Regions from separate parts of the Homo sapiens genome. Here region 2 is linked to region 1. The links are chromatin loops, found by intact Hi-C in ENCODE. Cell type or tissue: tibial artery. All regions are shown on one strand.

Evidence for each region. Hi-C counts contacts between places; a loop is a spot of excess contacts. Peaks named below come from ENCODE experiments on the same cell type or tissue, not always from the same donor. Only the 100,000 strongest peaks of a DNase experiment are listed, where the experiment ranks them.
Region 2: it touches region 1 in a loop (1.9-fold over the local background); 2 of 110 quality-filtered maps call a loop at or near these places.

What each region holds. Positions count from the first base shown.
Region 1 is chr9:89,712,060-89,717,059 of GRCh38, forward strand. The region is part of intron 5 of LINC03062 (long intergenic non-protein coding RNA 3062); the gene reads left to right. Among named protein-coding and RNA genes, the nearest start is that of LINC03062, 75 kb to the left of the region's middle. RefSeq lists an enhancer at 216-716. In tibial artery, no CTCF peak of the experiment used is centred here; no DNase peak of the experiment used is centred here.
Region 2 is chr9:89,832,032-89,837,031 of GRCh38, forward strand. No RefSeq gene overlaps it. Among named protein-coding and RNA genes, the nearest start is that of MIR4290, 190 kb to the right of the region's middle. In tibial artery, no CTCF peak of the experiment used is centred here; no DNase peak of the experiment used is centred here.

The DNA.
Region 1 (5,000 bases):
CATGCACCTACACACCCATTCACACACCCTCATACATACACACATTCAGCCACATCCACACATACCTATGTACATACCCACATATATACATGCATGCACATACACTACACATACACACACACATATATGCACACAATGCATATACACTCACACACATATGCACATACAAGCACACCACAGAATGCACATGTACACATGATATGCAAGTACACAGTACACATATATATGCACACACATGCACACCTACATATCTCTATACACACATACACATAGAGGCAGCCACTCAGAACACTGGCATGTGGGTTCAATTAATTCTGGCTCGTGGCAATGTTGTTTGTTTAAGGAAGCTTACGGTGAAAAACAGTGTCACAAAGTCCCTGGGCTCCCTCCTCCCTCCGCGGCCAGAGCTACTGTTGGAGCACACGTGGGGCAGAAGCACAGCTCCATGCCCATGCCTCACAGAAGGTGAGCAGGCAGCTCTTTGGAGAACTTGAGGGTTCTCTGGGTGGCCCTGGGCATTAGGTCCCCTCTGTCAGTCCTTGCCACATGGCCATCCCCTCTTTGCTGGTTGCTGGGGACTCACATTGAGCACTGAGAAAAGCCCCTTTGCTCCACCCCTGTCTAGGGAATGCAGGGACTTTACTCCTGCTGGGGCATTTCAGGAGCCTCATGCAGGGGCAGAAACTCTGGTGGCTGCTCCCACTGCCGGATCACAGTTGGTGCTGTAGTCCTCCAACCTGGCCTGGTCTAGAGCCTCATCTGGCTTTTTTGAAGTGCCATCTTCAGCTTGAAAACAGAGCCTGAGGCAAAGGCTCCTGTGATGACTGCAGGGAGTGGAAGCCCAGGAAAGCAGGGTGAGGGGCAGGGGCAGGGTGGGGTGTCCTAGGAGGACAAGCAGCCACATGGCCACAGGCACCTGTGCCTCTTGTGGGGCATTTCAGATAGGCCGAGAGAACAACTGGGCTTCAGAACAGCCCAGCAGTGGGGCAGGGGAGGGAGGGAATTCCCTACCAGGCATCTCTCACCTCATCAAGACCCCCATAGCATTAATTCTCCTACACTCACCCTGGGGAAGCCAGAGCCTGCTGGGTTCAATCTGGCTGAGGGGTCAGTGTGCAGGTGCGGTGGCCCCTCTCTGCTAGTGGACACATGAATGGGCTCTGAGATCCCTAGTGACAGTGACATTGCTCTCAGGGACCAGGGAGGCATGGCATAGGTATAGATCCAAGGTGTCATGGTAACAGAAGCCCTCACGGGAGCTATGGGGAGCTATGGGGAATCAGAAGCCATTGCCCTCACCTCCATTCACAAGCAGCAGTGTCCATAAGAACCATCTTGGTCCTAGTCTGGGAAGGTCAGGACCACCCCTTGAACCTCATTTCAAATAAGCATTTTCAGTGATGTGGATTCCTGGGGGTCACAGGTGAGACTGGTCCAAGGTCATTACTTGTACCCAGGTAATCCCCTATTCCCCTGGAAAGTGGGACGTTTTAGTCATCTATTTCTGCTTAACTAATTATACCCCAAAACACAATGGTTTGAAACAGTAGCACTTATTACCACCCAGTTTCTGCAAGTCAGGGATCTGGGCATATACAATGGTGCACAGGCTTACCTGGGTCCCCTGCTTCAGGGTCCCTTGTGGTGTTGACTGGGACTGTTGTAGTCTTTTTTTTTTTTTTTGAGATGGAGTTTTGCTCTTGTTGCCCAGGCTGGAGTGCAATGGCGCGATCTCGGCTCATTGCAACCTCTGCCTCCTGGGTTCAGGTGATTATCCTGCCTCAGCCTACTGAGTAGCTGGGATTACAGGCATGTGCCACCATGCCCAGTTAATTTTGCATTTTCAGTAGAGATGGGGTTTCTCCATGTTGGTCAGGCTGGTCTCAAACTCCCGACCTCAGGTGATCCGCTCGCCTTGGCCTCCCAAAGTGCTGGGATTACAGGTGCGAGCCACCGTGCCTGGCCTGTTGTAGTCATTTTAAAGCTTGAATGGAGGAAGCTCTGTATCTCCGTCAGTTCAGGCTGCCATAACAAAACATAGCACAGACTTGGTGGCTTAAAAAATAGACATTTATTTCTTACAGTTCTGGAGGCTGGAAGTCTAAGATTGTGGTGCTGGCAGATTCAGTGCGTGTTGAGGCCCCGCTTCCTGGTTCATAGATGGCCATGTTGTCTCTGTGTCCTCTCATGACAGAAGAAATGAGAAAGCTTTCTGAGGCCTCTTTCATAAAGACACTTAATCCCATTCATAAAGACTCCCCCCTTATGACCTAATCACTTCCCAAAGGCTCTACCTCCTAAAACGATCACGTTGGCATTAAGATTTCAGTGTGTGAATTTTGGGGAATGCAAGCATTCAGTCCATTGCATACTGCATCCTTACAAGCAGGTTCAGTTCCTCCCAGCCTGTTGGACCGAGGGCCTTGGCTCCTCATTGGCTGTTGGTTGGAGGCTGTCCTTGGCTTCTTGCCCTTTGGATTTCTTCAGCATGACAGTTTGCTTCAACAAAGTGAGCATGTGAAGGAGAGCAAGCTCAAGCATGAGGAAAGTCACAGTGTTTCATAGCGCTGTCTTGAAAGTGGCCTCCCATCACCTTTGCTGTGTTTTGTTCATTAGAAGCTACCCACCAGGTTCAGCTTCCTACCTCCGCAAAGAGAAAGGGTCATTAGAGTGTAAACTCTAAGAGGTGGAGACCCCTGGGAACCATTTCGGGAGCTGCCTAACTTAGGCTGTTCCTGGCTCTTAATAATTTATGTCCTACAAGGTCCCCCCAAATCTCATTACATTACAGCACCAGCTCAAAGTCAAAAATCTCATCATTTAAATCAAGTCCAGGGGATGAGTGAGGCTCCTTAGATGAGGTTGCCTAAGTACAGATCCTCAAGTACAGCACTTTTCAGTCTTATACTCATGAACTCAAGACAAAAGTTATCTTCCCCTCACTCACTCTACATGCAATGGAGGGACAGGCATGGGATAAACAGTATAATCTTTTCTGTTCATAAAAGGGGAAATGGGAGGCACACAGTAGGCACTGATCCATAGCAATTCTGAAGTACAGCTGGGAAAACATTGGAATTTTTTTGGTTAGGTCTCAAGGCCTGGGAATCATTCTCTGTGGCTCTTGGCTCTACCCTCTGGGCTCCTACTTTTGTCCTTTTAGTATACTTACTTTTTTATGAAAGACAAAATGTGTTTGCCTCTGAGCAGTTCTCTCAGCCTCCTTCCTGCCGGTCAAACGTTGAGGTCCAATTGCCTCTTTTCATTTTGCCCTGGCTCTGTCCCTTTTAGTTCAAGCTGGAAGTGCTTTTGCTGATGTAGTTTTTTTCAGACAATTTGTGGGTTTTCTATGAATCTCACTGGAACCCACTTCATTAGATAAATTAAACTGTGGCTTCAAAGCCACAGTTACCTATCTCTTTGAGATGTGTTCCTCTCTAATTTGGACTTCCGCTGAGAAAGGTTAGGGACGACACCCTTATGCTTTTTACAGACCCCATGACTCAATAGAGAGGAATTGTGGGTACACAATTTTTTAAAAGGGCCCTTCAGGTGTCTCAATTGTACTCTGATATTATGACTGTTCTGAGATTTTAACAAAAGATTGCACAATCACATATTGCCTTTATTTCTAGAAAATTTTGAATGTTGCTTAGATATTCTTAATTTTAGCATCTTTTGCTATTTGCAAAGGATGAGAATTTTCTGTGTCATCAAGTCTTTCTAACAGTTCTTTCTTCAGTTTCACTTTCCCCTCTCACATTTTATTATAAGCAGCAAGAAGAACCAGGTAATGCCTTCAACATTTTCCTTGAAGTTCTTATCTAGACTACACAGTTTGCTAGGTCCAAGTTCTGCACTCCGCATAACTGCAAGCAGCAGTGTAGCTAAACCTTTTGCCACTATGTGATGAGAATCCCCTTCCTCCAATTTTCTATAACATGTCCCTCACTTCCTCTTGAACCTTCACTGGCAGTGTTCCCAAAGCTGAGATTTCTGCTAACAATATGTCCAAAGCAGTTTAGGCTTTCTGTATCACACACCTGAAAATCCATTCACTTTCATCCACTGTCCAGTTTTGCAGCCACTTCTGCATTTTCAGGCCTTTTTTTTTTTTTTTTTGAGACAGAGTCTCTCTCTGTTGCCTAGGCTGGAGTGCAATGGCACAAACTTGGCTCACTGCAACCTCCGCCTCCCCAGTTCAAGCGATTTTCCTGTCTCAGCCTCCTGAGTAGCTGGGATTACAGGCATGCACCACCACACCCAGCTAATTTTTGTATTTTTAGTAGGGATTGGGTTTCACCATGTTGGTCATGCTGGTCTTGAACTCCTGACCTTGTGATCTGCATGACTTGGCCTCCCGAAGTGCTGGGATTAAAGGTGTGAGCCACCATGCCCGGCCTCAGGCATTTTTTACCGCAACATTACATTGATACTAAAATCTGTCTTTATTATCTATTGCTATATAATGTATTAACCCAAAACACTGTATCTTAAAACAATCATATCTATTATCTCAATGTCTGTAGCTCAGGAATCTGAGCAAAACTTAACTGGATCCTCTGCTTCAGGGTCTGGAACAGGCTACAGCCAAGGTGTCAGTCACAGCTCTGTCATCTCAAGGCTCGACTAGGGAGGGATCTACTTCCAAACTCATGTGGCTTCTCGCTCATAGGCTGTTGAACAGAGGGTTTCAGTTCCTTGCCACATGGGACCCTCCAGCATGACAGCTTGCTTCATCAAAATGAGCAAGCTGAGAAGGCAAAAGACAGTGAAAGCAAGATTAAACTCAGTCTTTTACAAGGTGACCTTGGAAATGACATCCTGCCAGCTTCGTCATATTTTATTAATGTTTATTCATTTCATTTATTTGTCATTCACTAGGTCCAGCTTATGTGCACACACATACATGCCCACACACAAACACACATACATACACTCATACACTCACACATACACACATATACATACCTGCACACACATACACTCATATGCATTCA
Region 2 (5,000 bases), 120 kb after region 1:
CCTAATTAAACCAAAAAGCTTCTGCACAGCAAAAGAAATAATACTCAGAGTAAACAGATAGCCCACAGAATGGGAGGAAGTATTTGGAAACTACACATATGACAAAGAACTAGCATCCAGAATCTACAAGGAACTCAAGCAAATCAGCAAGAAAAAAATAAACAATTCCATCAAAAAGTGGGCAAAAGACATGAATGAACATTTCTCAAAAGAAGATATACAAATGGCCACCAAACTGGTAAAGAAAATGTTTAGTAATTGAAAACCCCAATGAGATAAATACCACCTTACTCCTGCAAGAATGGCCATTATTAAAACGTCAAAAAATAATAGATGTTGGCGAGGATGTGGGGAAAAGGGATAGCTTATACACTGCTGATGGGAATGTAAATTAGTACAACTTCTATGGGAAACAGTATGGAGATTCCTTAAAGAGCTAAAAGTAGATCTACCGTTCAATCCAGCAATCCCACTACTGGGTATCTACTGAAAGGAAAAGAAGTCATTATACGAAAAAGACATTTGCAGCACAATTCACAATCACAAAAGATGTGGAACCAACCTAAGTGCCCATTGACTAATGAGTGGATAAAAAAATGTGGCCTATATACACCATGGAACACTACTCAGCCATAAAAAGGAACAGAATAACTTCTTTTGCGGCAACTTGGATGGAGCTGGAGGCCATTGTTCCAAGTGAAGTAACACAGGAGGGGAAAATCAAAAACCATATGTTCTCACTTATAAGTGGGAGCTAAGCTATGAATACACAAAGACATACAGAGTAATATAATGGACTTTAGAAACTCAGAAGGGGAAGGGTGGGAGAAGGGGTAGGGATGAAAAAAATCTACATATTAGGTACAATGTACACTACTTGGGTGATGGGTACACTAAAATCTCAGAATTCACTACTGTATAATTCACCCATGTAAAGAAAAAAACACACTTGTACCCCCGAAAGCTTTTAAAATAAAAATTAAAAAAAAATCTAATGGCCAAACGCAAAATGTAGAATTTCTCCTATGTTTTCTTCCAGAAATTTTATGATCTTACATTTAGGTCTATAATCAATTTTGTGTTATTTTTGTGAAAGGTATGAGGTCTACGTTAGGCTCATCTTTTTGTGTTATCTTTCATTTATGAACATTCAATTCTTCCAGAATCATTTGTTAAACAGATTATTGTTTCTCCATTGAATCACCATTGCTTCTTTATCAAAGACCAGTTGACTCCATATATTTGTGTTGGTCTATTTCTGGCTGTCTTTTCTGTTCTGCTGACCTCATGTCTATTCTTTTGTCAGTACCACGCTGCCTTGATTGCTGTAGCTTTAGAATAGTAAGTCTCAAAATCAGTACTGTGGGGTCCTGTGACTTTGTTGTTGCTGTTCTCCTCCTACTTCCTCCTCCTCTTCCTCTTCCTCTGTCTCCACTTCTACTTCTGCTACTTTTCCTTCTTTTTCTCTTTTCTTCAGTATTGTGTTGGCTATTCTTGGTCTTTTGCCTTTCCATATGTGTTAGAAGCAGAAAATACAGTTTGCTCAGATTTTATTGGGACTTCATTGAATCTACAGATCAAAATGGAAAGAGCCGATAATCGATTCTTTCAGCCATGAGCTTTGATTTCCTTCCTAATAGTTTGTAGTTTTCTATATATAAATCCTGTACATTCAAAAATTAGATTTATACCTAAACATTTCAGAGTTTGGTACCATTATAAATGCTATTGTGTTTTTAATTTCAAATTCTCATTGTTCATTGCTATGTACAAGAAAGTGATTGACTTTTGTATGCTAACTGTGTATCCTGCAAATTTACTATGCTTGATTAATTCTAAGAGGTTTTGTTTGTTGTTCATTCTTTAGGCTTCTCTATATAGACAATCATGTCATCTGTGAACAAAGATAGTTTTATTTCTTCCTTCCCAATCTGCGTATCTTTTATTTCCTCTTCTTGTCCTATTGTACTAGTTAGGGTTTCCAATACAATGTTGAGTAAATGTGATGAGACAAGATATCTTTGTCTTCTCCGTAAACTTAGAGGGAAAGTATCAGTTTCCCAACATTAACTATGATGTTAGCTGTACAGATTTTTAAACTGTTCTTTAATCAAGTTCAGGAAGTTCTCCTCCATTCCTACTATACATGATTGAAATATTTTTTAAAAATCGTGTGTAAATGTTGTGTTTGTTAGCACTTTTTCTGAATCAATTAATATGATCATGTACTTTTTTTCTTTAGGCTGTTGATGTCACAGATTACATTAATTGATTTTCAAATATCAAACTGGTCTTTCTTGTGTTGCAAACCTCACTTGGTTGTGGTGTATACTGTTTAAATCTATTTTTAAGCGACTATTCATATAAGATCCTTACATTGGGAGATTTTGCCACATATTATAACTTTCTTTTAATCTGTAACTTCCCTCCTTACCTCTCTTTCTTGTTCTCTCAAATCATCTGCCTTACAGAATTCACAATAGTCTGGATTTTGCTAATTTCCTCCCCATATTTTTATTTAACTTGCTTTTCTATTCTCTGTATTTCCTATAAATTGGTAATTGGACTCAGAGGTTTATTCACACTTAGATTTCGCTAATTGATTGATCTGTTGAGTGCACAGATGATATTGTGAACTTCCATCAGGTAGCATGTGACGCCGATCATAATCCCTCTCTTTGTGGCGTAAGAAACCATTGATGCTCAGTGCCCTCACACATTAACTTATTTAAAGGGGCAAAATTAGGATGTTCTACTTCTAGTATTCCTTCATCATTTATAGGATGGAATTTCTATAAAGAAGAAACTTTCCCTCATTAGCTATTTGATACACAGTGGAAGAGTTTACATAGGAAAGGCAGTGTATGAATGGTTATAATTTTATTTTGCCTCAGTATCCATTTTAAATATAAGTTGGACTTTCTCATACCAAAACTGGGGCCCAGTCACCCTTGACACAACTTCCAGTTCTATACCCATTCCCCCTAGTTCCTCAATATGGCAGATCCATCCAGATATCTTCGTATACAACTGTTTCCTAGTGATCACTTCCCCCTGCTTGACTGGCGAGTGACCCTCACACCCTGTATGGACTGCAGATGGGCAGCAGTGACTACCTCTCAGCCACTGCGTGACCTCCTGAAACTCAATGTCTGCTTGCTTTAGACCCACCAAGTAAAACTCCCTGTAGGAATACTGTTTGAATAATGCCCTGGGCCTAGTAAAGGTGTTGGCTACGGGTCCCCTTCTCACTCTCTCTCTCTCTCTCTCTCCCTGTGATTCTTGACCTCCCTGTGTGTGTGGTGCCCAGGGGTGCCATGTACTCCCCAGGGTCTGTAACTTTTTACGTCTTTATTTCTATCTTGTGTCTCTACTGATCTTTGAAATATCAGTAGTGCTCTCCATCTTAAAGATCTTAAATTAAAATAGCAGGATAAATTTTTGATTCTTTACCAGTTTTCAAAATAATGAGTTAATTTCTGTAATGAATTTTTTTTTTTAAATTAGGCACCATTATATACTCAAGATTGAAAGAGCTTGTTTTTAATCCCTTTCCCTATTATCTTTGTTGTTGCTCTTATTGTCCTATCTATGGCCCTAATTCCTTTGACACGACCCTAATAGTTTTAGTAGCTTCCTTGTTTCAGAAAAGAAAAAAAGTATACCAAGTGCATCTGATAGTCTCGCTGCCCTCGGCCTGGAGTCAGCCCCTCCTTAAGGAGCTCTGATTCCCTTCAGTGGGAAATGTAGAGATTGTGATCTGCATGTGCAGCAGAGTTTCAGCAGGAAATGGATGTGGCATGTGGGAGACCAAGCCTGAGCTGTCCTGGAGGCCCCGGGTTGCGAAAATGTTCCCACAAAATGGCTTTGTTTGCCCTTTGCTGGGGGCCCTTTCACCCATTCAGGACAAGTTTTTGCATTCATTTCTTGGCTCAAGATTCCCTGAACCACATGAAAAGTGCAAATTGGAGTCCTTACATGCAGGTGGTACAGCTTGAGGTTCTGATTTCTCATGGGAATCCGTTTCCTTCCCATGAAGAGCCCCAGGCAGATGACATTATTTCTTGACACCTTCTTGGCCTGGCAGCTGGAATTTCTCTACTCTCCTTTTTTCTTTTTTCTTTTTGCAAGGCAGGATGGTCCTTCCATTCTCCCAGCTCAATGCTGAGTCTCGCTTCTCTGGGTAGGTCCACAATCCCGATTCTGACCCCAAGCGGCCAGCGCTGTTCACCCATGTCTAGGTGTTCTGGCGTAGAAGAGTACGCTTCTGCTTTCTTTGAGTCTCTGCTTCATTTCTGGCACCTAAGCCCTTCCTTTCTCTCTTCTGAGCTTGGCTATAGGTGGTTTTTTGTTTGTTTGTTTGCTTTTTGTTGTTGTTTTTTGTTTTCGTTTTTTTTGAGACGGAGTCTTGCTCTGTAACCCAGGCTGAAGTGCAGTGGCACAATCTCGGCTCACTGCAACCTCTGCCCTTTGGGTTCAAGCGATTCTCTTGCCTCAGCCTCCCGAGTAGCTGGGATTACAGGCATGCAACACCATGCCCGGCTAATTTTTGTATCTTTAGTAGAGATGGGGTTTCACCACGTTGGCCAGGCTGTTCTTGAACTCCTGACCTCAAATGATCCACCCACCTCAGCCTCCCAAAGTGCTGGGATTACAGGCATGAGCCACCGCGCTGAGCCACTAGAGGTTTTTAAAGTCGGTATTTTTAAGCTGTTTGCTCTTCTACCTTTTAATCAAATTGACAATCATCTATAAATATTCTGTAAGCTTTTTTCACCTCTAATGGGATGCTATCTGTCCATGATAGTGGGGAGTGTGGATCATGTCTTTCTCCTCAGCTGCTTCCTCACCATCTGATTCTCTCCATGCATGTAGGAGATGATGTTTGTGACATTTTACCAGATTAGGCGAGCGGGCCTGATCCTGCCTCTGGCGGGGTGGGTGGGTGCTGGCGTCCCCTCCTCGTGTCTATGGGCTTGTGCTAGGCTGTGCCACCTCCT